Linked DNA regions of Homo sapiens: region 1 is linked to region 2. The links are chromatin loops, found by intact Hi-C in ENCODE. Cell type or tissue: CD14-positive monocyte. All regions are shown on one strand. Links, peaks and the distances in the headings refer to the core of each region. The heading gives the core; the rest is flanking DNA.

Region 1 (16,681 bases), core at 5,314-13,313, 170 kb after region 2:
TTGATAGAGTTTTTGCAAAGGCGGTTTCACTTTCAGCGTGGTCGTTCTCCTAACCTCTCCTGCTTCCCCAGGTCCTCACCCTAAACCAGCACCCATCCTGCACTCCCAGGGTGAACCCTCCCTTCCCTCCTGCTCACCTGGGCCCAACCCAGTTTCCCCCCAGGAGCTGCGGAAGGGCCCAGTGGTGCCACCTTGGCCTCCAGGCATCACTCTCCAACTTCTTCCCTCCTCCCTCCACAGGACCCTTGCCTCAAATGTCAGTCCCGCTGCTCTCTGCTGCACTCAGCCTCTTCCTGGCAAGTGTGCCCCTCCCCTCTTGAAGCCATCACCAGCCTCTCGTGCCCACCCCCATCTAGGCCCCCCACTCCTCTCCAGTCCCGGTGTCTTGGAAGAGCCTCTGGATCACAGGGGCTGGGAAATTCGACTTGTCATCCCCACCAAGCAAACACATGCTTCCATCCAGGGCCCCTCAGTGGGTGAAGGCTGAGCCCCAGTAAAGGATAGATCATCACTGTCAGAGGCGAGTGAACTAGAGCGACTCCATGTTGAATAGGGACTGGGTAAAATGAGGCTGAACCTTCTGCACTGCATTCTCAGGGGGTTAGGCATTCTTAGTCACAGGATAAGATAGGAGGTTGGCAGGATTAGTATCACAAGATACAAGTCACCAAGACCCTGCTGATCAAATGGGATGCAGTAAAGAAGCCAGCCAAAACCCACCAAAACCAAGATGGCGACAAAAGGAACCTCCAGTTGTCCTCACTGCTCATTATGCGCTAATTATAATACATTAGCTGCTAAAAGACACTCCCACCTGTGCCACAACAGTTTACAAATGCCATGGCAACGTCCAGAAGTTACCCCATATGGTCTAAAAAGGAGAGGGACCCTCAGTTCAGAAAAATCCCCTCCCCTTTCTTGGAAAACTCACAAACAATCCACCTGTTGTTGAGCCTATAATCCAGAAATCAGTATAAGTATACTCAGCTGAGATCCAAGAACCCTGTCTTGGGGTTTGGACTGGGACTCCTTTCTGGTAACAATACTAGGGTATACGGAGCCCCCACATCCCCGGGCAAGTGGTGCAGAAGCCGGAGCCATCAGCAGCCGCCCCTGGCAGGCTCCTGTGTGGACTCCTTGCTGCAGGGCATTTGGTTTACCAGGCGTGAGAGACCCACACGTGAAGCGCTAGCCCAGCCCCATCACCGCAGCACAGCCTCACCACTGCAGCCCAGAAAAACCACTGCAGCCCAGACACACGACTGCAGCTGAGGCCCATCACTGCAGCCCAGACACACCACTGCACCCACTGCAGCTCAGCCCACCACTGCACCCCAGCCCCACCACTGTAGCTCAGCCCGACCACTGCAGCCCAGCCCACCATTGCAGCCCAGACACACCACTGCAGCCCAGCCCACCACTGCAGCCCAGCCCCACCATTGCAGCCCAGGCCCTGCAGTTGTCCCTACTAGGTCTGAGTGGAGGAATCAGAGAGAAAACTCTGGAAAGTGCTAGACACAGGGGAGGCCCTCAAGGAATGGTGGCTGCCACTGGGAACTCTGTTTCTGTGGTGCTTACTGGACAGATAGGCTCCTTTGCAGATTTTTTTATTCCAAAACTAAGCTCCCATCACCCAGTCCTGTCCTCCCTGCTGGCAGAGCTTGTCCCTGGATCCAAGCTGTCTCCTCTGCACCAAATCCGGTGGCCTCAAGTCCCAGCTCTGCTTTGCACAGGGGCTTTTCGAAGCCCTGTCTCCCCTGCTGTGAGATGGGGGTCACCCAGCTGCCCCCCAGGGGGTGGTGTTGCTGACGGAGCAGGTGAAGACAATGCCAAGAGCTGCGCGTGGTCTGGCTTTCCCAGGCTGGATGTGCCCCTCTGATCCTCAGTCTCCCCACATGGACAATGGCTGATGCCGACCACCCACACTAGGTTTGCCCCAGAGTCAAAGTGAGCTCCTTGAGGACAGGGAACTGACCCCCACACAGGGCCCCCCAGGATCTGCTTGAGGAGGCACCAGGCAGTTCTCCCAGAAGGCAGGGCGTGTCTTCAGAGCTCTCTGGGTTGAGTGGGCCTAGGCCATCGCTGCCTCTGCCCAAGTCTTTCTAGAGGCTTCCCAAGTACCAGAGCTGCCCTGGAGGGCCAGAGTTACCAGAAAGTCCAAAGGGAGAAAGTCAGAGAGACACCAGCACACCCAAGAAGTCCAGGGCCTTGGGGACACTAAGGGTGAACTCTGTGCTGTGAAGGGCAGGCCTGGCCCGGAGAGAGGGAGCCTGCAGAGGAGACGGGATCTCTCGGTGCTCTTCCGAAGAAGCCCCTGGATCTCCCACTGTGTTCTGCTCTCCCGGGCGGGCAGGTGTCAGGATGGCGCCTGGTACAGCTGGTTTTGGGCAGAAGCCCCGCCCGTGGCCTGCACGTTGGGTGTCTGCGTGTTGGGCCCCTGCTCTGCAGCCTCAGCAGGTACTGTGACGGGGGATGGCCGGGCAGGGACCTACCTGGCCAGCTCTTTGTCTCAGCTGCCTTCACACGGCAGGGTTTGCTTTGCGCATCCCATCCCTGTGAACATACAGGTGCGATTAGTTTGCTGGTTTGTGGCAGGGTGGTTTTTTCTTCTTCCTAAAAATGGATTTAGTAGATTTTTAGCTTCACAGGTTTCATCTGAACCAATGACTTGGAATTTAAGACAATGGCTACACGCTTTTGACTGGGTTTGGGATTTGTGATCCGAAACGGTTCATTTGTTATATGGCTAGAATATGACATGACTTTTCATGTGTTTTAAAAAATATAATGAGGCGGCGGCTGCGTCCACGTCGACCAAGACTGGAGCGAAGTTTAAGGAAGGGACAGAATCGCCGGGGAGTGCCCTTGTTGTTGCTGGGGGACTCCCAGCCTTCCCTGTGGCCCGAGAAGGAGAAGCAGTGGCTCTCTGAAGCAGGCATGGAGAGTAGAAAACTGGAGTTATTAGCATACCCTAGTACCTCTTACAACTTTCCCTTCCATGTTAGCACTTTAGTGCTGGCTTCTCAGTTTTCTTAACATTGAGACAATAAATGTGTGTTGTGTCTTGTAGATGGCATAAAGAGTAAATAAGAAGTTTTAGAGTTGTTCTGGAAAATGTCAGAATAAATCTCCACTTGAGTTGTGTATTCTGCTAGTCCAAGTGGACAGCAACTTCCTGCTACCCTCCCTTGCAACCTTGCAGACAAGTCTCTCCTCTGAAGAACGAATTAGATTTAGCTAATTAGAATTAATCCTTGCTTTCATCGCCATCATCTGTAAAATACTTTGTTGGGTAGACCACTTTATACCTTTGCAATACGGTCTCCGTGGGTAAAAAACAAATATCTGTAATGCAGACAGGAGGATGTGAAAAGTTCTGTTGCACGTGTTTTTTTTTTTTGTTTTTTGTTTTTTGTTTTTTGTTTTTTTGAGACAGTCTCGCTCTGTCCCCCAGGCTGGAGTGCAGTGGCGCGATCTCGGCTCACTGCAAGCAAGCTCCGCCTCCTGGGTTCACGCCATTCTCCTGCCTCAGCCTCCGGAGTAGCTGGGACTACGGACGCCTGCCAACATGCCCGGCTAATTTTTTGTATTTTTAGTAGAGACTGGGTTTCACCGGTTGCACGTATTTTTAATTCTGTGGCTGTCACATGATAGAGAATGGAATTGAATGGAGATTTCCCTTTTGCTTCTTAGGGTTGGAAATATTCCCATGAAAATGTTCAAATTTGGAATTTGAAAGCCACCAAATGAATCTTTATGTATAAATCCTTGTAAATGATAGATTCCATAGGTGAGACTTTTATGTATTTCAGGTGGGAGCCTACTGGCATATATTTTTAAATGTTCATATTACTTAGAATCTCCAATAGGAAGTCTTTATTTGAAATAGTTGAATCCGTGTTCTAGTATTTTCCTTTCAGCAAGATCTGTTAGGTTTTTACCCCTTCAAAAATAAGTTTTATTTCATCTGCAAATTGTGGCAATGTTATAGCGATCAGAAACTACGTAAGGAATGTTATATAGGCTTGTCAGTTCCCATTTATCTTAACAACAATAAATATCACATTTCTTCTTTTGAAAATGACACATATTTAGGCCAGGCGTGGTGGCTCACTCCTGTAATCCCAGCCCTTTGGGAGGCCGAGGTGGGCGGATCACGAGGTCAGGAGATCCAGACAATCTGGTTAACATGGTGAAACCCCGTCTCTATTATAAATACAAAAAAATTAGCAGGGCATGGTGGCAGGTGCCTGTAGTCCCAGTTACTCGGGAGGCTGAGGCAGGAGAATGGCGTGAACCTGGGAGGTGGAGCTTGCAGTGAGCGGAGATCGCGCCACTGCACTCCAGCCTGGGCGACAGAGCAAGACTCCGCCTCATAAAACAAAACAAAACATATTTAAACACTTAGAAAATAAAGTTAACACTTACTGAAGTGCCGGTACTACACTGTCCTAGTACTAAAAGGAAGCAGGTTGGAACATACATATGGCCTATCATTTATAACAGAATTAACTTGTTGAATGTCTGTAAATGATTTTTTTTTGCAAAGGAAAAAGTTGATCCTGGAAAAGATTGTTGTGCATAGTTATTAGTCATTTGTAACCTCGCTTAAGTGTTTCTCAGTTGTTCAACATAGACACTTTTTTCTCCTTACCATGTATTTTTAAAAATAGTCTATTACTTGACTTTGAACGTAAAGCTTTAATCATAATTTCCCACGTATACATAGTTCATCTGACGGTAAGCTGGATTTGAAGGTAGGGGTTTCAGCGTTACTTAAGTTGGTAGCTGAGGGTATCAGGCATCAGTTCATGCAATAAGACAAAAAAATATATATCCTTTGCTTGCCAAGGGGTAGAGTGATGTGCATTTATCTGTTTTCTGTTCTGTAAGTTTAGACTTTCAAACCATTTTGTAAACCAACCCTTGGGAAATTTGAAATTACCTTATAACTTAAGACTCTGTGGTCTCTGGAATCACCCTATCTGTTTCTTTTCTGCGTAGGTATTTATAACATTGCTGTTTGACTATAGCGTGCACTCTGAAATGTTATCAGTGGAAATTTGTTTGAGTTTCATTAATGCTATTTCACTAGTTAGACATAATTACTTCTACCAGTGTAAATGACACTGATGCGCACAGAGCTTCCAGATCTTTCAGACTCAACTACTAGGTCAATTAGTTTGCATAATAAAACTTGGCAGTTTCTACAAGCCTATTATGACAAACCAGGAGCTAATTCTGTAATGAAAAACTATCCATTCTGAATGATAGGGACGTAATTATTTGCTGCTGCTGTCCTTTGTAAATTTTGAACATGACATTATACTCTGTGCCTACTAAAGGTATCCTCTGGAGTTTTTTGAGAGGAGGGAAACTGGAAAATTAAATTGTATTTTTGCCAGAAGACTCTTACTTGCATGTGTCTCAGGGTCTTCAGTTTTTCTAGAAGTTTCCATATCCAAGGTTCAGAGTTCATGTGAAATACTTCTTTGGGAGAAAAAAATCCTTCATTCCTGGTATTCATTGGATTGGAAATCTGCAGCAAAATGCTGTTTAAAATTACTATGTGGTTTTTCTATCTTATCCTTAGCTCTCTGGCTATTGAACTTTTTTTTCTTCTTTGAAGTTAGCTTCAAATTTGCTTCTATGCTAAATTACCTGTAAATATTCTGGATAGGAACTATTTGAAATAGTATTTGTTAAAAGAAATGATAAAATGAAAATGTTCAAACTACAGAGATTTTAAAATGCCATAACGATCTTGCAAGACTAACTTTAAAATATACTATAAATGATTATTATGATTTTGGTGGTAACGATCCCCCACACACAACCGCTGTGAAGAAATGACGCCACATTTTCCCCTATTGTACCAAAAAGATAAAGATGGTAAACATTAATCAAGGTATTTTGTATTGTCAACGCGTGCATATTCTAAAGAGTTAAATGCCAACTCAGCAGCACTGGCTTCCTGGCTGGTCAACCATAGGAAACCTCGTTCATTTCTCCCAGTGTTGTGATGTTCATACTTCTACAATCTTCCCTGTCATGACTTTAACTTCTACGTTTCATTAACCATTCCTGATGTTAGTTCTCAGAGCTTCTTCTTTTTTTTTTTTTTTTTTTTTTGAGATGGAGTCTCACTCTGTCGCCCAGGCTGGAGTGCAGTGGCCCCATCTCGGCACACTGCAACCTCCGCCTCCCGGGTTCAAGCGATTCTCCTGCCTCAGCCTCCCAAGTAGCTGGGACTACAGGCGTGCGCCACCACGCCCAGCTATTTTTTGTATTTTTAGTAGAGGTGTGGTTTCACCCTGTTGGACAGGATGGTCTCAATCTCTTGACCTCGTGATCCGCCCGCCTCGGCCTCCCAAAGTGCTGGGATTACACGTGTGAGCCACTGCCGGTTCTTAGAGTTTCTTAAGGCAAAAATAAAATTATTCAATTCTGAAAAAATATAAATAAATAAATAATAAAAAATATAACGAATCTGGAGGACTGCATGGTGTCCTATAGCGTGACGGTTAAAAGCTTGGGCTTTGGAACCAAGTCGGCCTCGAAATCGCAGCTTTGCTGCTGCCTGGGCCACTGGACCTTCTGAGCGTCGTTTTCCTCCTGTGTCAGCTGAGGGTGGTGACTTGGGCTCCCGCTCAGGGGTTGAAAGAGATTCTGCAGCCTCTGGAGCTGCCCCTCAGCGCATCATCACTGGGTCTGCTGTCCTCGGTACCTGCCTGGGTGGAGGTTTCTGTGACTTCTCAACGGAAGTGGCTGTCTCAGGCGAACGCTGTAACAGTGACCATCCCTTGAGGTGCCTGTTTCTTGCTCTGTTTTTATTTAAAGATCTGTGGAAATGTAGAATATGAAAAATGAACTGCAATATTCGGGATGAAAATGGACTAGGCTAAGTATTCCTGATTTGAAAAAACTTTTATCTTAGGTTTAGGGGATCGTGTGCGGGATTGTTATATAGGTAAACTCCGTGTCTCGGGGGTTTGGTGTACAGGTTATTTAGTCACCCAGGTAATAAGCATAGTACCCGATAGGTATTTATTTTTGATCCTTTCCCTACTCCCACGCTTCACTCTCAAGTAGGCCCCATTATCTGTTGTTCCCTTCTTCGTGTCCAAGCACTCCTGATTAATGAGCCTAAAGAAATACTGAAAGAACAAGCGAAACACATCTGTTCTCTTTCCTGCTACCCTCTCCGCATGTCCCCCTCTCTCTAGAAAACAATGGTTTTAATCTTGGCTGCATGTTAGAGTCACCTAGGGTGCTTTTAAAATTCCCTTTGCCAGGCGCCACACTTGAACGTTGTGATTATTTGCCTGGCCCAGGTGTCAATATTTTTTTTAAGAGATGGGGGTCTTTCTCTGTTGCCCAGGCTAGAATGCAGTGGCGTAATCATAGCGCACTGTAGCGCTGAACTCCTGGGTTCAAGAGATCCTCCGACCTCAACCTCTTGAGTAGCTGGGACTACTGACACGTGCCACCATGCCTGGTTAATTTTTAAAAAGTGTTTGTAGAGATGGAGTCTTACTATGTTGCCCAGGCTGGTCTCTTAACTTCTAGGCTCAAGGGATCTCCTGCCTCAGGCTCCCAAAGTGCTGGGAATATAGGCGTGAGCCACTGCGCCCGGCTGGCATCAGTATCTTTTGAAGTTCCGATGATTCTACAGAGCAGCCACAGTTGACAACCATTGCCCTAGAATCATCGTCTTCACTCACATTTCATTTTTAAATGACCGTAATTGAAAAGACACATTTGGTCACGAGGAATAGGAAATGGACAACTCACATCTCATACAAATCACAAGTACCTCCTGGTGGAAGCAGCAGGCCTCTGGGAAGGTTCTAGAAAGAATGGGTCCCTGTGTCTGAAGCTGTGCTTCTGAGCAACTGCCTGGCTGGGGCGCCCCTGCTCACTGGGTGGTCACTGAACTTCACACACTGCTCCCCAGCTATGCTTTCCTCCTTCATGCTTCCTTCTTGCTTGACCGGACTCCAACAAGGAAGCCTCTTTTTCTTCATGATTAAAAGAGTAATAAATGGTCATGGGAGAAAAATAAAGTCATATAGAAGCAGACAGGCTGGGTGTGGTGGCTCATGCCTGTAATCTCAGCACTTTGGGAGGCCAAGATGGGTGGATCACTGGAGCTCAGGAGTTTGAGACCAGCCTGGGGAACATAACGAAACCCCATCTCTACAAATAATGCAAAAAAAAAAAAATTAGGCATGGTGGCGCTCTCCTGTAGTCCCAATTACTCGGGAGGGTGAGGTGGGAGGTTCACTTGAGCCTGGGAGTTGGAGGCTACAATGAGCTGTGATCAGGCCACTGCATTCCAGCCTGGGGGACCCAGCCAAACCATGTCCCAAAATAAAATAAAATAAAATAAAATTAACATAAACATAAAAAAGGAAGGAGATGAGCAGAAAGTAACCACCCACCCCCAAAAGCTCCTCTACCTGGGACAGTAGGTTGGGGGAGTGTGGCACCCTGGAGCCAAAGGTCCCAGGCTCCTGTCCAACTCACTACAGGCCATCTCTGCTCTCTAACCCCAAGCCTGAGTTTCCTTGCCTGTAAAATGGAGAGGACAGTAGAGCCTGCCCCTGGGCCTGGGAATGAGGAGTAAAGGAGTCGGAGCATTACTGGCACGTGGGGCGGCAGAAGTGCTGTGTCCTGTTTTTACACACATGCGCAGCTGTAAAACGGTTTATTTTATTTTTCATTTTTTGACAGAGTCTCGCTCTGTCGCCCAGTGCAGTGGCGCGATCTCGGCTCACTGCAAGCTCCGCCTCCCGGGTTCACGCCATTCTCCTGCCTTAGCCTCCCGAGTAGCTGGAACTACAGACACCCACCACCACGCGGGGCTAATTGTGTGTGTGTGTGTGTGTGTCTGTGTGTCTGTGTGTGTTTAGTAGAGACGGGATTTCACCGTGTTAGCCAGGATGGTTTCAGTCTCCTGATCTCATGATCCACCTGCCTCGGCCTCCCAAAGTGCTGGGATTACAGGCATGAGCCACCGCGCCCGGCCAAAAGGTTTTTAAAAACATGAAATGAGTCATTCTGTGCACACCATTTTGTTGTCCCGACTTTGTGCCCATAGCTGAGTTTGCCAGACGAGGGACCCCCAGTCAGCACCGTGGGCTCAAGAGAGGGCAGCCTCAGAATCTCAGGTGGCCGGACTCAGGGCTAGCCCTGGTGTCCTGGACAGTGCCCAGACCTGAAGGCCGCAGGGGCCCCCTCCCCCACACCGCCCAGAGTGAAAGCTCCAGAAACAGCTCAGGGCCTGAGTCGGGAATCCCTGATCCCTAAAGTGGAGTTACAGAACTTTCAGGGCTGTGGGGAGGATGATGAAAGGGGCTCGGGGCGGCAGCCCCGTTGAGTCAAGGGGGAGTGCCCAGCTTTGACATTTTATCCACAGGAGGCTCGGAAGGGCAAAGTCCCATTTCGCTTCCATCTGGCTTTCCCGCCGCTTGCTCTGTGTGCCTGGTTTTGTTTTGTTTTTGTTGTTGTTGTTTTGAGGGAGTCTCGCCCTGTTGCCAGGCTGGAGTGCAGTGGTGCTATCTCGGCTCACTGCAACCTCCACCTCCCGGGTTCAAGCGCTTCTCCTGCCTCAGCCTCCAATGTAGCTGGGATTACAGGCGCCCGCCACCACACCCAGCTACTTTTTTGTGTTTTTAGTAGAGACGAGGTTTCACCATGTTGGTCAGGGTGATCTCGAACTCCTGACCTCAAGTGATCCGCCCACCTCAGCCTCCCCAAAGTGCTAGGATCCGTGTGCCTTTAACTCCTTGCCTTTAGGAGTCGCCGTGCTGTAAGCAGCACTGCCCCGGGGTAAGGGCGGGCGCTGGAGACTGGCAGTGCTCACCAGCGCCCCCAGCTGGTAAGTATGGCAGTCATCGAGCCTGGGGGGAACGGAAAGCACCACTGGGATTTCTCCCCGCTGAGCTGGGCAGTTCTCTCCTCTGCCCAGGGCGCTGCCGTGCCCCCAGAGGGCTTTGGGAAATGTGAGTTGGCTCTTGTGGCTGTTCCTATGCCTGGGGAATTTGGAAGAGACCAATGTCATTGGGAGGGACAGAAAGTACCACGCACTGAAGAAGTGTGCCCACTTCCCAACCCCATGCCCAGGGTGCTCAGGAGAGGACCACTGGGAAGACCGCGGATGAACATTCCAGATCCCCTCGGGGAGAGAAGGCGCTCCTAGCCAGCTGGTCCTTGAGCGCACGCGCACTCCGTGTTGGAGCCCATTTAGAATAAACATTCAAACCCTCAGAGCCCACTGGAGGGCTCAGGGCCTTTCACCTTGGCTAAGAAACGATCCCCACAGCCTTGAAGCTGGGTGGAAGCTCAGGTAGGTGGTCAGGGTCCCTGGGTCAGCCTGTCTGCCCAGCTCCAGGCAGCTTTCCTGATCCTTACAAACTCCGGGTGCAGCTCCACACCGCCGGGTCCCGCCCACCGGCTCCGCTCCGACCACGCCCACTCTACCCCTCAACACAGCCTTGACCCTGCCCCACTGGCCCTGCCCCAACCACGCTCATCCCACTCCTCTGCCCCGCCCTTCTCGGCCCCGCCTCCCCCGCTCAGCTCAGCCCCCACTGGGCCTGGACCTCCCTGGTTCCTGTCTATCCTCCCCTCCACCCTGCCCTCTCTAACCGAATCCCCGCCCCATCTAGAGCCCTAACCTCTAGATCGGCCGGGGGTTCATAGATCATAAGCCAGGCCCTGCTGGTGACCTGGAGGCCGCGGACAGCCGCCCTTCACCCTGGTGGGGCCACCCTGCCAGGAGCTGGCCTGGAGGCGGGGCCCGGGGCTGAATTTGGGGTCGCTGCTCCCACTGCCCACGGTTCTTCCCCCAACCCTGCCCAGCTCTGGGGGCCTTTCTCTCATCTCTCTCCCTTTTGTTGTTGCTGAAAAATGCTGCTGTTTTTCTCGTGGCTAAGTTATATATGCTCTTAAAAAGTAATGCCCGGCATGGAGGCTCACACCTTTAATCCCAACGCTTTAGGAGGTGGAGGCGGGAGGATCGCTTGAGCCCAGGAGTTCAAGACCAGCCTGGGTAACAAAGTGAGACCCCATCTCCATAAACAAACACATAAATAGTAAGAACTTGATAAAGGTCTGAGAAAGAAATTAGAGATCACTGTGAATCCTTTCCATGCTGACATTTTGGCACATTTTCCCCAGGCTGCGTGAGGCCCAGGCTGAATGTGCACATTGGCATCTTGTTTTCTTTATTAACATCATTTCAGAAGCATTTTCTGAGATGAGTACAAACTGAAAACATTCTTCTGAACACCTGCATGGAGCCCTCTTTTCACACATGACCCTGTGATGGGCCAGCTGGGCTTTGGATAAAAAAAAGAAAAAAAGGAAAAAATGATTAGAGGTGATCCAGTAGCGCGATGCTCCTCCCATCTGAGGCAAAGGAAGAAGAAATAATTTAAAAATGTTCCCAGAGCAAAAACAGCCGTTTTCTAAAGAATGGCCCCACAATTGGTTCAAGTTGAAGAGCCTCCCCGAGGAATAACAGCTTCGTCATCCATCTAGTTCAGGCGTTGTTTCTATAGTAACCTGTGACGTGGTCCCCTTCCCAAAACACAAAACAAAACAAAAAACAGAAACAAAAACAATGAATCCCTGAGAACAGTGAGAAAGAAAAAGCTCTTGCTTCCTTTGGCCTACGGAAGGGTGTGGCTGTTGAGCTGAGCCTTGGAGTTCCTGGGTTTGCCGGTTTCCCCCTCTGGCAGTGCTGGGGGCTTTGAGCCAGCAACCTCAAAGAATGCCCATGCCAGGGAGGCCAGCATGCACGCAGGTATTGATGTTGGCTTTCCACGGGTGCAGTGAGCCGCATAATGGTTTGGGGTGAGGATTTAAACGTTTTGAGACAGGAACGGCTTGCCTCTGTTTTAAAGATCAGCTGCTGCCATTTCAAAGATACGTTCTGTTACTTTGCCAAGGGGCCTCATTCCATGTTGCTGGGAATCAGCAGCAGTGCTGCTCTGATGTGGCTGGTGGCCGTCCCAAGCCCCCATGCCTCCCTGACCTCTCGCTGCCCAGCACTTCCCGCTCCAGGGGTGCTCTCACCAGCCATGACTCCCCCTCCCGATGCCTACATCCCCCGCCTGTCTGCTGTGCCCTGTCCACAGCGCCCTGTCCACAGCACAGCTGGCTCAACACATGTGGCATCCAAGCCGGGCACCGTGCTTTGCCTCACACTGCTGAGTCCACCTGGCCTTACATGCCTTGGCTGGAGTCCAGGCGTGGGGCAGGCTTCGGGGATGGTGTCAAGGACTGGGCACTTCCTGCCTCTCTCCTCAAGGTCCCCAGGGCTGCCTCATCCCAACTGGGTCCCCTGCTGCAGTTCTCAGATGCCCTCTGCATGTTCCTTCTCTGGGCTCCGTGGCTCATTCCAGAGCAATCACAGACCAGAGGGACGGCGCCCCATTAGATCAATCAGACAAGCCCTGGAGTGGGGAGTGCAGTCACCATCCATGAGGGTGCGGGTGTGTTGGGGGGATGCGGGGAGGGGAATGGATGCCGCGTCAGCCACCAACAGCCCTGACGGGCCCCTGACTTCCTGCACTAACATTGTCCCTGTGCTCACATCTGCCCAGTACCACTGGGGCCATTCTCACCTACGGCTCTACCAGGTGCCCAGGAAATGCCCCCAAACGGGCAGGATGCTCACAAGGCAAGGCCACCTGCCCTGAAGGACGCGGGGGCCACAGGGTAATGGAAAGCAAAGGGATGGGGGAATTATCCCCAAATCAGTCACACGCCTGATGGCAGCCCTGTCAAAATCCCTAGGGAGGTTTTTTGTTTTGTTTTGTTTTTGGAGGGGGATGACTTTGTAGAGAAACTGCATTTTTTCTTAAAAATGTAAAATGATCTGCAATGCAAATATACCATGTTCTGTTTAGGGCAAGTAGCCTCTTCTGATTTTGAGTCTACGAATAATCAGAAGCACTGAAAATTCCAAAGCAGGAGTTAAAGTCCTCAGCAGCGCTTGGGTGTGCGGTGGGGTCCGTGATGGATGCTGAAACCGTGGGCTCCAAAGGCCAGCACAGGAAGGAAGGAGAGGGCCTCAAAGGAGGGGGCAGGTTGGACCTGGCCAACCCCAGCGTGGCACCCTCAGCCCTTCTCAGCTCCCAGTGCCTCTTAACATTGCTGGCAGGTGTGAGCCTGGGGTCGTGCTAGCCTCTGAGTGAGCTCAGCCCCTTACCATTTCCAGCCTCACCTTCCTCTCCCAAGAAAGTGGCATGAGGGTAACAGCAACCTCATGGGAGTGCAAGGCTGGCACAGGCTTTAGCCGCATCTCTGAGCCCTTTCACCAAAAAGGACTCACTGAACCAAAGAGCTGCACAGAACATTAGCATCCACCCCCACCCCAGAGAGGGCTTCCTAGTGCTCACCTGGGGGAGGGTGTGTGTGCAGGTGGGAGGACGGAGATCGTGGCCTCCCTCCATGTGGCTCGTGGTATGAAGACCCCACCTCAGACATCTCCTGCCTCCCAGGTGGCAGCTGCCTGAGTGGTGGGTGGTGGCTGGAACCAGGAGACCCAGTTCTGCCTGGCTGGGCCTCAGTTTCCCAGGAGGTGACCTGGACAGGGTCACGCTGCCCCATCTCTGTGGCACCTGGCTTGGGACTCCCTCCCTCCCCGCTGCTCTTCCTTCTCCTTACTCCTGGGGTCTTCCAGGAAAGTGCCGATCCCGGAGTAAGATTTGGGGGGCAGTTCCTTTGCTGGCCTCAAGCCCCCTGCGCACTCCTTCCCCAGCGGCAGAGCGAGGGCATCCGGTCCTCCAGGAGAAGAGCTGGGCTAGGAGCTTAGTGTGTTCCCCATGTCACGGGGCCTCTTCCACCCCCTGACTCATGGACCCCATGCTGGCCACGCTGCGGAGGCCTGCCAGGCTTCCAGATGCCGGCGACTCCCCTCCTGGGGCCAGCCTTCTGGAAGGGGGTGTTGAGCCCATGAGGAGCTCCATAAGTGGGGAAGCAAGTGGGGACGGCCATGTCCACAGCATCACCTTGGCAGCTGATGGGCGGGAGGACAGGTCCAGGCGGCCTCCAGGCACGTTCCTGTTTGTGTGACATTCACCGTGACATGGTGCATGCCGTGGCACACAGGGTCCTGTGTTCAGATAAGCCAGGGCCTCGGAGGAACTCAGGCGGAGGAAAGAGCCGGAACACAAACACAGCGCGACCTTTCCCGGGAAGCGGCCCCTCCAGGAATGCGCCCTGGGCCCCCCTGCCAAGCCCTGGGCCTCCATGGCCAAGTACCCCTCACTTCCACCATCCGCGACTCGGTTCACTCCAGTTGAGCCCCAAGAGCCTCTGCTGAGCCCAACCCGGAAGGGCGAGGGAGCCTCGGTGGCCAGAGAGGGCCGAGGCCTGTTGGGATGACTGCACTCCTTCAGGACAGGCACCCTCTGTGACGGGGACATGCAGGGACCACTGCGGCTGCCCTGGCCCAAGACGCCCTGGAGGCCAGGCGGGCAGGGCCCCTTCATCCTTCAGGAGGTGGGACTGGGCTGGGTTTTGAAGGATGGCAGCGTCCAGGTAGACTGAGGGCACAGACAGGGAAGGCCACACAGGCCTAAAAGCACACAGACTTAGGCGGGCGGGAAATGTGAGGTCAAATCCTGGAGCCCTCGGAGGGGGACTCAGGAAATCAGATGCTCAGTAGGGGGCCGAGTTTGGAGCCTTGGCCTTGGGGCAGGCGCCGTGTCCAGCAGAGGGGCTGCTGCCCGCCACGGCTGGCCTTGCCCTTGGCATTGGCCCCAGGGAAGTGCAGGGCGCAGGAGAGATGCCACAAGGCCCTTGGGTGTTCTTCCCGCAGCTTCCTTCGGTCGCAGGCGGATGACGCATCTTTGTCACTGCATCCACGTAAGATGCTCTGTTAGAAAAAAGACAGGAAGGAAACTGTTCCAACTCGCGAGTGAGTCACTGGGGAGGTGGGATTGGAAGTGATTTTCTCCCCTCTTCCAGCTTTCTAAGATTTATAACACGTGTGCATCCTTTAAACTCGTGTCAGGAAGCGACCTCACTAGGGCATTGTGTCTGAGCAGGAAGAATCTCAGGACTCCCTGGGTTTACTCATTTGAGCGCCAGCCTCCAGGAGACGGGGCAAAGGGCTGCTCGTCCTCCGTGACCAGGCGGCCCCTCTGCCTTTGTCGCATGTGTGGTCAACGTGGTGGCTGAAAGGCTCACGTGTTCCTTAGCCCGGGGGACCTGAGAAACCTGACCGTCACCGTGTCTCTGTAGCCTAGTTGGTGGCCCGGCAGTGGACAGAGGCCCTGCAGGCCACCAAGGAGGACGGAACCCCAGGGACAGAGGAGGAGCCGCAGTGCAGGGGGTCCAGGCCCGCCCACAGCCCCACCCTCGGGACACCCCAACCCCTGCACCCTCTGTGCTTGCCTTGGGGCATTTGCTTTTCAACTCCACAGAAAATATTGTGACAGTAACGTGGGAGCAGCAAGAACCCAAATAAAAGAACGTGTCATTCACGCTGCCTCCCTTTGTCCTGAGCTGCAGGTACCAGCACATCTGGGCACTTTCTCCATGGTCCGCTGTCCTAATCCTGACTATTTCAGCACCCAGGGAGCAAGCCAAGAACAAAAACACCTATCATCCATGCCCGGCATTAGAAAATCTCATTGTTGGTGAGAATGATGGTTTCCAGCTTCATCCGTGTCCCTACAAAGGACATGAACTCATCGTTTTCTATGGCTGCGTAGTATTCCATGGTGTATATGTGCCACATTTTCTTAATCCAGTCTATCATTGATGGACATTTGGGTTGGTTTCAAGTCTTTGCTATTGTGAATAGTGCTGCAATAAACATACGTGAGCATGTGTCTCTATGGAAGCATGATTTATAATCCTTTGGGTATATACCCAGTAATGGGATTGCTGGATCAAATGGTATTTCTAGTTCAGCAAACTATCCCAAGGACAAAAAAACCAAACACCGCATGTTCTCACTCGTAGGTGGGAACTGAACAAGGAGAACACTTGGACACAGGAAGGGGAACATCACACACCGGGGCCTGTCATCGGGTGGGGGGAGGGGGGAGGGATAGCATTAGGAGATATACCTAATGTAAATGACGAGTTAATGGGTGCAGCACACCAACATGGCACATGTATACATATGTAACAAACCTGCACGTTGTGCACATGTACCCTAGAACTTAAAGTATAATAAAAAAATATATATATAAAAATTAAAAAAAAGAAAATCTCATTGGTATATATTCAGATTATTTTAAAAGGAAATTAAACTCACAGATATAGGCAGGAGTAGATGGATTTTGTGGGGCTTAAAATATATGTAAACTTTAGGGGTTACTTTAAATAATAATAGCAATATGAATCCAAATTAGATATGAAAATAAATATTTATTTGAAGTGATAAAACAATCACAAGGCTCGCACATGAAAAAGCTGATAGGTGCACTAAACATCATCAAATGGAAGAAAAAAACAAGATTTGATTAGTTACTCCCTGGGATACCTCTGTCAAACTTATTTTTTCTATATCTCTTGGCTGCTACCCCTTGATTATTGCTTCGTGTTAAAATAATTTTTCTTAAAGAGAATGGAAAGATAACAGCCTTCCCTCTGACGTGAGGTTCAGGTTGGTTTCTCATCATCGGTTGGGGGCTGCATGACACACGCGGTT
Region 2 (8,911 bases), core at 912-8,911:
CAAGACCAGGCCAGTAGCTGGGCACGGTGGCTCATGCCTGTAGTCCCAGCTACTCAGGAGGCTGAGGAGGGAGGATTGCTTGAACCCAGGAGTTCAAGTCCAGCCTGGACAACATAGCGAGACCTCATTTCTAAAAAAAATTATTATTTTTTTTTGAGATGGAGTTTTGCTCTTGTTGCCCAGGCTGAAGTGCAATGGCACAATCTGGGCTCACTGCAACCTCCGCCTCCTGGGTTCAAGCGATTCTCCTGCCTCAGCCTCCCGAGTAGCTGGGATTACAGGCATATGCCACCACACCCGACTAATTTTGTATTTTAAGTAGAGACAGGGTTTCTCCACATTGGTCAGGCTGGTCTTGAACTCCCGAACTCAGGTGATCCGCCTGCCTCCGCCTCCCAAAGTGCTGGAATTACAGGCATGACCCACTGCACCTGGCCTTCTAAAAAATATTTTTAAAAAATTAGCTGGTCCCACTTGGCTCGGGCCACCCTTGGTCTAATCACCCCTGTTCGGGGGGTACAAGTGGGGTTGGTGGTGGGGTGGTCCCCAGAAGCAGGCAAGGCTGCCTCTGGAGCCCAGGGCCTAGGGCAACACATCTCTACCCATTTTTGTGGGGGCAGTTTTGTTTTTATTTCCATTTGGGAAATTGTCAAGTAAATCATGAGGTTGAATAGGCAGAACCACGCTGCCAGGCGGCTCTAAAAGTTTCTCAGTGCCTACACTCAACATATGCTCTCCTCCAGCCATGAGCCGACTTTGCAGACTGTGTGGAGCACTTTATTCCTCTCCTCAGAGGTGGTTCTCGCAGCCACCCCTGCCAGGGGCCCACAAGGCACTTCTCCCAGGGGGGTGGGTGGATGTGGTGGCTTCGAGTCACCCTCCGTAGTGGCATTGCAGGCCTGACCATTTGTCTTAGGTCTGACCAGGGGTAGGAGCGGGGCTGCCTCCTCACAGAATGATGGTGATGTGTGTGTTGCAAAAAACCGCTTCTTTGTGTTGATTTTCCAGGAGAAGAGCTTGAAGTTGTTCAGAAGGAAGTGGCAGAGATGCTGAAGGGCAGAATTCTAGTGGGGCACGCTCTGCATAATGACCTAAAGGTACTGGGCTCTCTCCTGGGGACTCAGCCTGCCCCTGCTCCGTGGGTGTTACACTCACGCCCTTGCTGTGTTGGGGAGTTTTAACAATGTGTGGGTTTGTGCTCTATGTTGGGAATACTTTGGTAATAATATCAGATACCGCGTGCTGAGTTCTTACTGTGTTTTAGGAGCCATGCCAGGCTCTTGTTTTGAGAGCCCCCAGCGAAACTGGGGTACCCATACCAGAGCAGCTGGCAACCCCGCCCTAATGAGAAATGAAGGTGCTGATACCCCTTTTACCTGGAGGAAGGCCTAATGTCCAGTTGTCCCATCCGTGACCAGGGTCCCTCCACAGGAAACAAGTTTATCCTGGCAGATGCCCTGTGGCCCATGTTCAGGTTACGCTTGCCTAACCATCACCCTGGCCCTGGGAGCTTGCCTTTGCCTTCTTTCTGGCGTCCCGAGGAAAATCCCGCCTGGGGCAGCCCCTGGTTCTTCAGATGGAAAGTGCAAATTCAGACACCACCACCGTGGGAAACAAGTTCAAAGACATATACAGACCCTGGGCAGGGAAGGCGTCATGGGTGGGGAGGGCAGCCTGCCATCTCCTGGTCACCCGAGGCAGGAATGAAGAGTCAGGCAGAGCGAGTACGTGTGTATTTACAGGAGAACAGGGTGGGGGTCACTTTGAGTTTATGGGCAAATGCCTGGATGTTGGTTTAAAGGACACAGTGGGAACAGCGGGGAGGCCAGTCTGCTAGATGGGAGAGACACTTAAGTTGTCACCTCTGCCCACCGGCTTGAAGCACTTGGGTGTGGTGAGGAACTTGAAGCCGTTCAGAAGGAAGTGACAGAGATGCTAATGTTCAGGCAGCAGCCTTTGCTATGGTGCTCCCGTGACGGCACTGTAGAGATCCCTTGAATCCATTGAAGATGCTGGAGGTGTTCATGCTTGTTTACAGAGGGTGAAACTGAGGTGAGAACCCCCCGGGCAGTGTCCTCACAGAAAGGTCTTCTGTGTGCTCCTGCTGTACCCCCTCAGAGACTGCTGCCGTGGGGACTCGTCCTTCCCTCCTGACTCTGACTCCATCCCTGGCACCTTGCGCAGCACATGTTCAAGTCTTTCTTGAAGATGATGCTAAGGACCAGACACAGTGGCTTATGCCTGTAATCGCAGCTTTTTGGGAGGCTGAGGCTGGAGGATTGCTTGAGGCCGGGAGTTAGAGACCAGCCTGAGTAACATAGGGGAGACCCCATCTCTATAAAAAATTTTAAAATTAGCCAGGTGTGGTGGCGTGTGCCTGTTGTCCCAGCTACTCAGGAGACTGGGGTAGGAGGATCAGTTGAGCCCAGGAGGTTAAGGCTGCAGTGAGCCATGATTACCCTATAGCACTGCAGCCCAGGTGACAGAGTGAGATCCTATCAAAAAACAAAACAAAACAAAAAATTGCATGCTAAGATTGCAAGATGAGCTGTTAAAATGTGTTATTTGCAACTTCCTGATGTGTAGAACCAACTCAAAATACAAGTATAATATAGGAATAAGTTGGTTGCTGGTTAACTGTTGACTGTTTTTCTCCTACTTCCTTGATTTCAAGATTTTGTTTTTATTGTCTCTGACTGTTGGGCATCAGCTTAAGTCAGTGCAATAAATTTCCTTCTGGAGTTGAAATTCATATCAGTGCCTTGTTTCCATGTGTGTGTGACACACTTGGATTCCCTACAAGATGTTACTTGCAGGGCAGCCGCGTTGGCTCACACCTGTAATCCCAGCACTTTGGGAGGCCGAGGCGGGTGGATCACCTGAGGTCAGGAGTTCGAGACCAGCCTGGCCAACATGGCAAAACCCTGTCTCTACTAAAAAATACAAAAATTAGCCAGGCATGGTGGCGGGCACTTGTAATCCCAGCTACTCGGGAGGCTGAGGCAGGAGAATCACTTGAAACCTGGGGTCGGAGGTTGCAGTCAGCAAAGATTGAGCCACTGCATTCCAGCCTGGGTGACAGAGCAAGACTCCGTCACACACACACACACACACACACACACACACACACACACACACACACACACAAAGATGTTACTTGCAAAAGGTGGCGGGGGGAGGGGGTTCTGCTACTACAAACCAAAAATGAAAATGATTATCATTATATTTTATTTTTCTAGGTACTATTTCTTGATCATCCAAAAAAGAAGATTCGGGACACACAGAAATATAAACCTTTCAAGAGTCAAGTAAAGGTACTTAGAATGAGTGTGACTCAAGATACTGTATTTCTGTTTTGCTGGTCACTTCATTGTTTCTGGTCACTGGTGGCTGACTTGTTGGTTAAAGGGTTTTTGTTTTTTCTTTTAACCTTTAAAACTAGAAGGAATGTTTAAAAATAGAGTTCTGCTAATTGCTGACCTTAAAAATGATTGCAACGGAGGGCAAGTTATTTCCACTCTAACCTCTGAAACAGGGTCACTGACTAAGGGCCTGGTACCACTGTCGTATCTGCTCTAGAGGGTGCCAAGGGCAGAGCCGTTCTTCATCCTTTTTTTTTTTTTTAGACAGGGTCTTGCTCTGTCACCCAGGCTGGAGTGCAATGGCATAATCTTGGCTCACTGTAACTGCCACCTCCCAGGCTCAGGCAATCCTTCCACCTTAGCCTCTGAAGTAGCTGGGACTGCAGGCATATGCCACCACCCCTGGCTAATTTTTTTATTTTTATTTTTTTAGAGATAGGGTCTTGCTGTGTTGCCCTGGCTATTCTCAAACTCCTGGGTTCAAGTGATCTGCCCTCGTTGGCCTCCTAAGTGCTGAGATTACAGGTGTGAACCACCATGCCTGGCCAGAGCTGTCCCTCTTGAAATAAGCAGGGAGGCCTCAAGATGGGAGATGGGGATGCTGACTCCTCCCCTGGCCCTCTCCTTTTATTGGCTGATAGGGGTGTATCACCAGCCCATCATGCTATAAATGGCAGCTGGTGGCTACCACCCTAAGTGCCATGAGCACCTCTCCACTGAGAGGCAAACTGTAGGTCGCTTGGGTGAGGTTCAGTAGCCAACCGCTCCCTGCTTGGTGGGGTGACCCTCTTTGGGCCGAGCCTGCAGAGGCCCCCACCCGCCTCTTCCCCCTTTGCAGAGTGGAAGGCCGTCTCTGAGACTACTTTCAGAGAAGATCCTTGGGCTCCAGGTCCAGCAGGCGGAGCACTGTTCAGTAAGTGTGTCCTGTGGGGTAGTTCATGGGGTTTGGGGCGGTTTCCCACCTGGAACCAGACATGAGTCACCTGACACAGACATGGGGGAGGTGGGGCTTGGGCACCTACTTATCCTACGAGGCTATTGGTCAAAAAAAAAAAATGGTAGAGCGGAGTTACGGAATTTTGGTTAAATTCTAAATATGCACATTTAACGAATTTAACACTTAACACAAAAGTACTGCATTCTCGTTATTTGGAGAAAAAGTTGCCAAATAATTACAAAGGGTCCCCCCACCCCCGCAGCCCTCCAGCCCTGCCCTGCCCGGCCCTGCTGAGCAGCTGGCTCTGCCTCTGTGGAGCAGTCACCCCCTGCCAACGTGGCCTCAGTGCTTTGGGCCCTTTTTGCCCATCTGCTTGGTCCTTGTGCCCCTGTGCCCAGCACCCAACCTGCCATCACCCTGCACTCAGAGACCTAAAAAGGCAGCGTGTTTGTTGCTTCTCCTCTTTGGGTTTCCCTTTCTTCTCCTGGGAGGGGTGTCTGAGTCACAGAAGTGTGGGGACCATCAGGTCGTTGCTCCCTCTGCTTCTCTTGTGTCCTCCCTCCCCGTCCTGGTGACATCTCGTGGCCAGGTCCATGTCTCACTCAGTACATCTGTAGCAGAGTGGCTAGTGGGAGGGCTCAGTCATTGTGGGGTTGACTGTGGGCTGCGGCTATGCCTCGTCACCTGCTGGGATGTTTCATGTCGTCTAGATTCAGGATGCCCAGGCAGCAATGAGGCTGTACGTCATGGTGAAGAAGGAGTGGGAGAGCATGGCCCGAGACAGGCGCCCCCTGCTGACTGCTCCAGACCACTGCAGTGACGACGCCTAGCAGTCCTGCCCTGCTGCTGCTGCCGCCCCGCTACAGAGGCAATGTGACCAGTCACAGGGACAGATCACATCTCCCCAGAGTGGCAACTCTGGTGAAACCTTTTCAGAATCATGGCAGAGGGGCGTGGCGTGGTGCTACTGAGAAGGTCCTCCTTCCTCTTGACTTTGTGGTCTGAAACCTGGTCTTACTGTCCATGTGTGTTTGGGCCCGGATGGTCAGGGTGGGGAGCAGGGACGGCCATGGGCACGCCTGGCCACGCTTTACCGACTGCTGACCCCCTGGGCCAGGTGAGGTTGGGGCCTGTGGGCCGCCAGTCCATACGGTGCTGTCACTGCCCATCTTCGGTGACACCCTGGGGTGAGGTGCTCAGCACCTTCCTCTCGAGGAGCCACATTTTCCTCCTTTGTGTTAGGGGACATAACAAGCTCTGCTGGGCTTGAGGGACCCAGACCAGGTGTCTGCAGTCAGCTCCTGAGACACAGCTGGCCGGCACAACAGGTGTTACATCAGGGGTTTCCTGTGGCCGTTTGAACTTTGAGCATTTATCTAAATTAAATTGGCCCAGGGTTGGCTGGTGGGTCACCCAGCAGAGGCTTCTCCCCATAGCACGAGGATGTGTTGCCTGGGCACGGTGACTGCGGTTATTCCTGGAGGTCGGCAGACATGCCAACCTTGGGCTATTTGAGCTGGAGAAGCTATGTGATGCTAGCCGGTGGCTTTCTGGGCTAGGCCCCAGTTTGAGGCTCCCCTGGGAACTAGAGCCAGGAACAGCCAGTGGCACTGACAAGGGGACGGAGTCCAAGGCGTTATTGGGCCACCTGACAGCTGGACAGAAAAGGGGCAGACACACCGAGGATGCGATTTAAAATAAATGCAGATGTTTACTTGGAATGGAGCCTGTGGAGGCTCAGTGTTGACTCTCATCTAGAATGGTCTGGAAGGACTGCTCTGTCCAGGGGCGAGGTCTATAGAGACTGCAGAATTAAGTATCCCACTGGCCAGTCACAGCCTCTTGCCAGAAATGATTAAGGCAGAAACTGGCCTTGGGCCTCTTTATTAGTCACCTAAGAGGAGTGTGAGATGCGCATTCTGGTGCTGGATGACCCTTCCCCCCACCCCAAGGGAAACAGTGGCCCATGGAAAGGAAGGACAGGGAGAGGGCACACGTGGAGGGAGGGGCCTGTGGGGTATCTGTCTTCTCCCCCGCATCAGGGCTGAGCTGCTTCCCCACCCAGTGGGCTGGGAGAGGTGGCTGCCTCCAGCCTCAAGAGCACTTTTTCCGCGCAAGAAACCAGTTCCTGGAAGGAGGAAGCAGGCAAGTCAGTTTTCGTGGACAGTCCCCGGGTCCAGGAGCAGTTACTCATGTGACTCAATCCAGCAGTCATGGACAGGAAACTCTTTGGAGAGGTCTGATTACCCCTCCCGTTTAAGATTGATTTTGGCCCAGTCATAGAGATGGGATAATAGGCAGGCAGGAGAGCAGTCTTGAAAACTATACACGTGGAGATCAAGGTCAGTTCCATACAAACATCTATTCCAGTCCCCCAGACGTGGTGCACCCCAGCTGGGGGCTTCCACCTGGAGGGAGGCCTGGTTTGCTGAAGGCGCTGCTGTCACTCACCAGGCTGGAGGTGAAGCGCTCCTTGATCTCCTGGAGCAGGGCCTTCATACTACTGGACACCAGCTCCGGCAGGATCTCCTCTGCAGGTGGAGCAGGAAGGTCCTGAGGCCAGAGTCCTTCCTGTGCCCCTTGCCAGAAGCCCCAGAAGGATGAGAGTGGGTCACATTCCCCCTTGGGCTTGGCATGCACAGAGCCACCTTGCAGTTCCGGAGCCCCAAGCGTCACCCTCAGCCAGGACAACCCCTGGTGCTCAGAAGATGCCAAATGAGTGGGAAGTTTAAGTGGGCCGAGAAGTGGGGTTGAGCCCACCTTCCATGTGCTCCTTCCCTGTCAGTTATAGGGGGAGCGGGGCACCCCTGACCGCTGGGCTCTAGGGAGTGTGAGGTGAGAAGGGGTTCTCACCATAGGAAGCCAGGTGGACCAGCAGCATGCCCACGTTCTCCACCACCTCCGGGTCGTCCCTGTGGAGCTGGTAGGTCTCCTTGATGAGGCTGAGGCCACTGCCGCCCTCCTCCTGCACCACCACCTTGAAGGCCGCCAGCTCTGGGGGATGGGTGGGAGTGGGTTCATTCCCTGCTTTCCCCTGAAAGGGAAGAGCCTTCTGCCCAGGACGGGATGGGACCCCAGAGCTCACACAGGGGCCTGGGACAGGACAAGAGACGGGACCCAGGAGGCCCCATCAGCTTGGGCGGACCAGTAGGCTGGCATGACCTGAACAGGACCATGCAAGAACAGAGGAGGCAGCCCCCCCAGAGCCAAAGGGGTCGTTGTCACTCTGGGGAAGATTAGGTAGTACAGAGGTCAAGACCATGAGCCCGGAGTTGCCAGGCACCAGCTAGTGTCTTGGCCAGGCCCAGGATGCTCTCTGAAGGACTGTGCTGTGGGCCGAGCGTCGGTTGTGCTGTGCTCAGCGCTGGGCCCAGCCTGTCTAGCTGAGTAACAGGCAGGGTTTGTGTTGTGGGGAATTGGAGACACTGTTTGCAGAGCTGTTTTGATCAGTCACGGTGTGCCTGCATGTTAGGAAACCTGTGCAGATGTGATGTGTTTATGGACAGAGAGAGGGTCACAGGGTAGCATAACGCAGAGACAAGAGTTTATCAAGTGTGCGTGAAAGTCTTGATGGTGATTTCTGGATGACTGGACTTCAGATCGTTTTTAATTTCTTTTCCTTTTTGATTTGTTGCTTCTGTTTTTTGGTTTGTGGCACCTGGCAGATGTAACTGATGGGGGCTGATTCTTGCCCCCACCTCTAGGTGGCAGCCTCGTCCTGTCCCCAGGCTCACCTGACACCTTCACCAGGCTGGCCAGTCCCCGGTAGGCATTGTTCACCAGCAGGGCTCTGTCCTGGCACAGCCGGATGCTTTGCAGGAGCAGCGCCACCACTTGTTCAAACTGCTGCTCCTTGATGCAGCCTGCAGAAAGGGGCCGGGCTGCCTTGTGCCTGCTGTGCCATGAGGCCCACCCCTCCCAGCCCCAGGGGCCCAGGGCGCCCACCCAGCTCACCCAGCAGGGACAGCAGCCAGAAGACTCCGCAGCTGGCTTCTGCCATTTCCCCATCCGCAGGGTAGGTGGCCAACACCTGGCTGATGAGGTCCGGGACCTTCTCCAAGGGGGCCTTGTTCACAATGATACCTGGAACGAGGACAGGGATGGAAGGGGACACCCAGGCCTTGGGTGTGTGCAGGGGGGCCTTCCCATCCCCCATCTGCTGCCTTCCTCCAGCTAACGACAACAGCAGAAATGGGGTGGGAAAGGTCAACTGTCCTCAGAGACGGGTGCAGGGGTTAGCCCAGGAGAGGCTTGGAGAATCCCACACTTTGGGTGCTGGCAGGGTTCTTGGGTTTCCCGGGCTTTCCGTGGTTTGGAGCTCTCTTTTTCCTGGGGCGCTGGAGTGCCAAGATGGGGTCTAGAGGAGAGGAAGCAGCACAGGCCAGGGGGCCCCCTACTGTGAATCAAAAATCAAAACAAACAGGGCATCCAGCACCACACCACCGCTGCCCTCTGGAACCAGGACTGCCCGGAAAATCCCAGGACATTTCCCTGGGCAGGAGGCACTTAAAACTGAGGGGTCTGCCCACTGGGCAAGAAGTCCTGAAACCCGGCCTCTGCCAGAAGGCCTTTCTCCCCTGCCTTTTCTCTCTCTGCTCCTTGATTTTCTTCT

Evidence for each region. A loop is a pair of places that touch in the nucleus more often than their neighbours do. Peaks named below come from ENCODE experiments on the same cell type or tissue, not always from the same donor. Only the 100,000 strongest peaks of a DNase experiment are listed, where the experiment ranks them.
Region 1: a loop joins it to region 2, with 3 times the contacts of the local background. A loop is called at or near these places in 7 of 110 quality-filtered maps.

What each region holds. Positions count from the first base shown.
Region 1 is chr9:133,232,460-133,249,140 of GRCh38, reverse strand. It overlaps LOC124902294 (a long non-coding RNA gene), which reads left to right and starts at 10,838. Exons shown (of 2, transcript XR_007061830.1): 1 at 10,838-11,812; 2 at 15,532-15,865. RefSeq lists enhancers at 8,886-9,495, 9,496-10,105, 9,771-10,744. In CD14-positive monocyte, for the core only: CTCF peaks have their summits at 9,859 (motif pointing left) and 9,869 (motif pointing left); a DNase peak (open chromatin) is centred at 9,880; H3K4me3 peaks cover 858 bases; H3K27me3 peaks cover 429 bases.
Region 2 is chr9:133,403,171-133,412,081 of GRCh38, reverse strand. STKLD1 (serine/threonine kinase like domain containing 1) reads right to left here. Exons shown (of 18, transcript NM_153710.5): 15 at 8,254-8,382; 16 at 8,034-8,162; 17 at 7,153-7,293; 18 at 5,986-6,830. The coding sequence ends at 6,661. It overlaps REXO4 (REX4 homolog, 3'-5' exonuclease), which reads left to right. Exons shown (of 8, transcript NM_020385.4): 5 at 1,009-1,097; 6 at 3,240-3,314; 7 at 4,201-4,275; 8 at 5,010-6,020. The coding sequence ends at 5,129. Among named protein-coding and RNA genes, the nearest start is that of REXO4, 10 kb to the left of the region's middle. RefSeq lists an enhancer at 6,964-7,464. In CD14-positive monocyte, for the core only: CTCF peaks have their summits at 4,910 (motif pointing left), 5,110 (motif pointing left), 7,819 and 8,020 (motif pointing right); a DNase peak (open chromatin) is centred at 5,091; H3K27ac peaks cover 470 bases.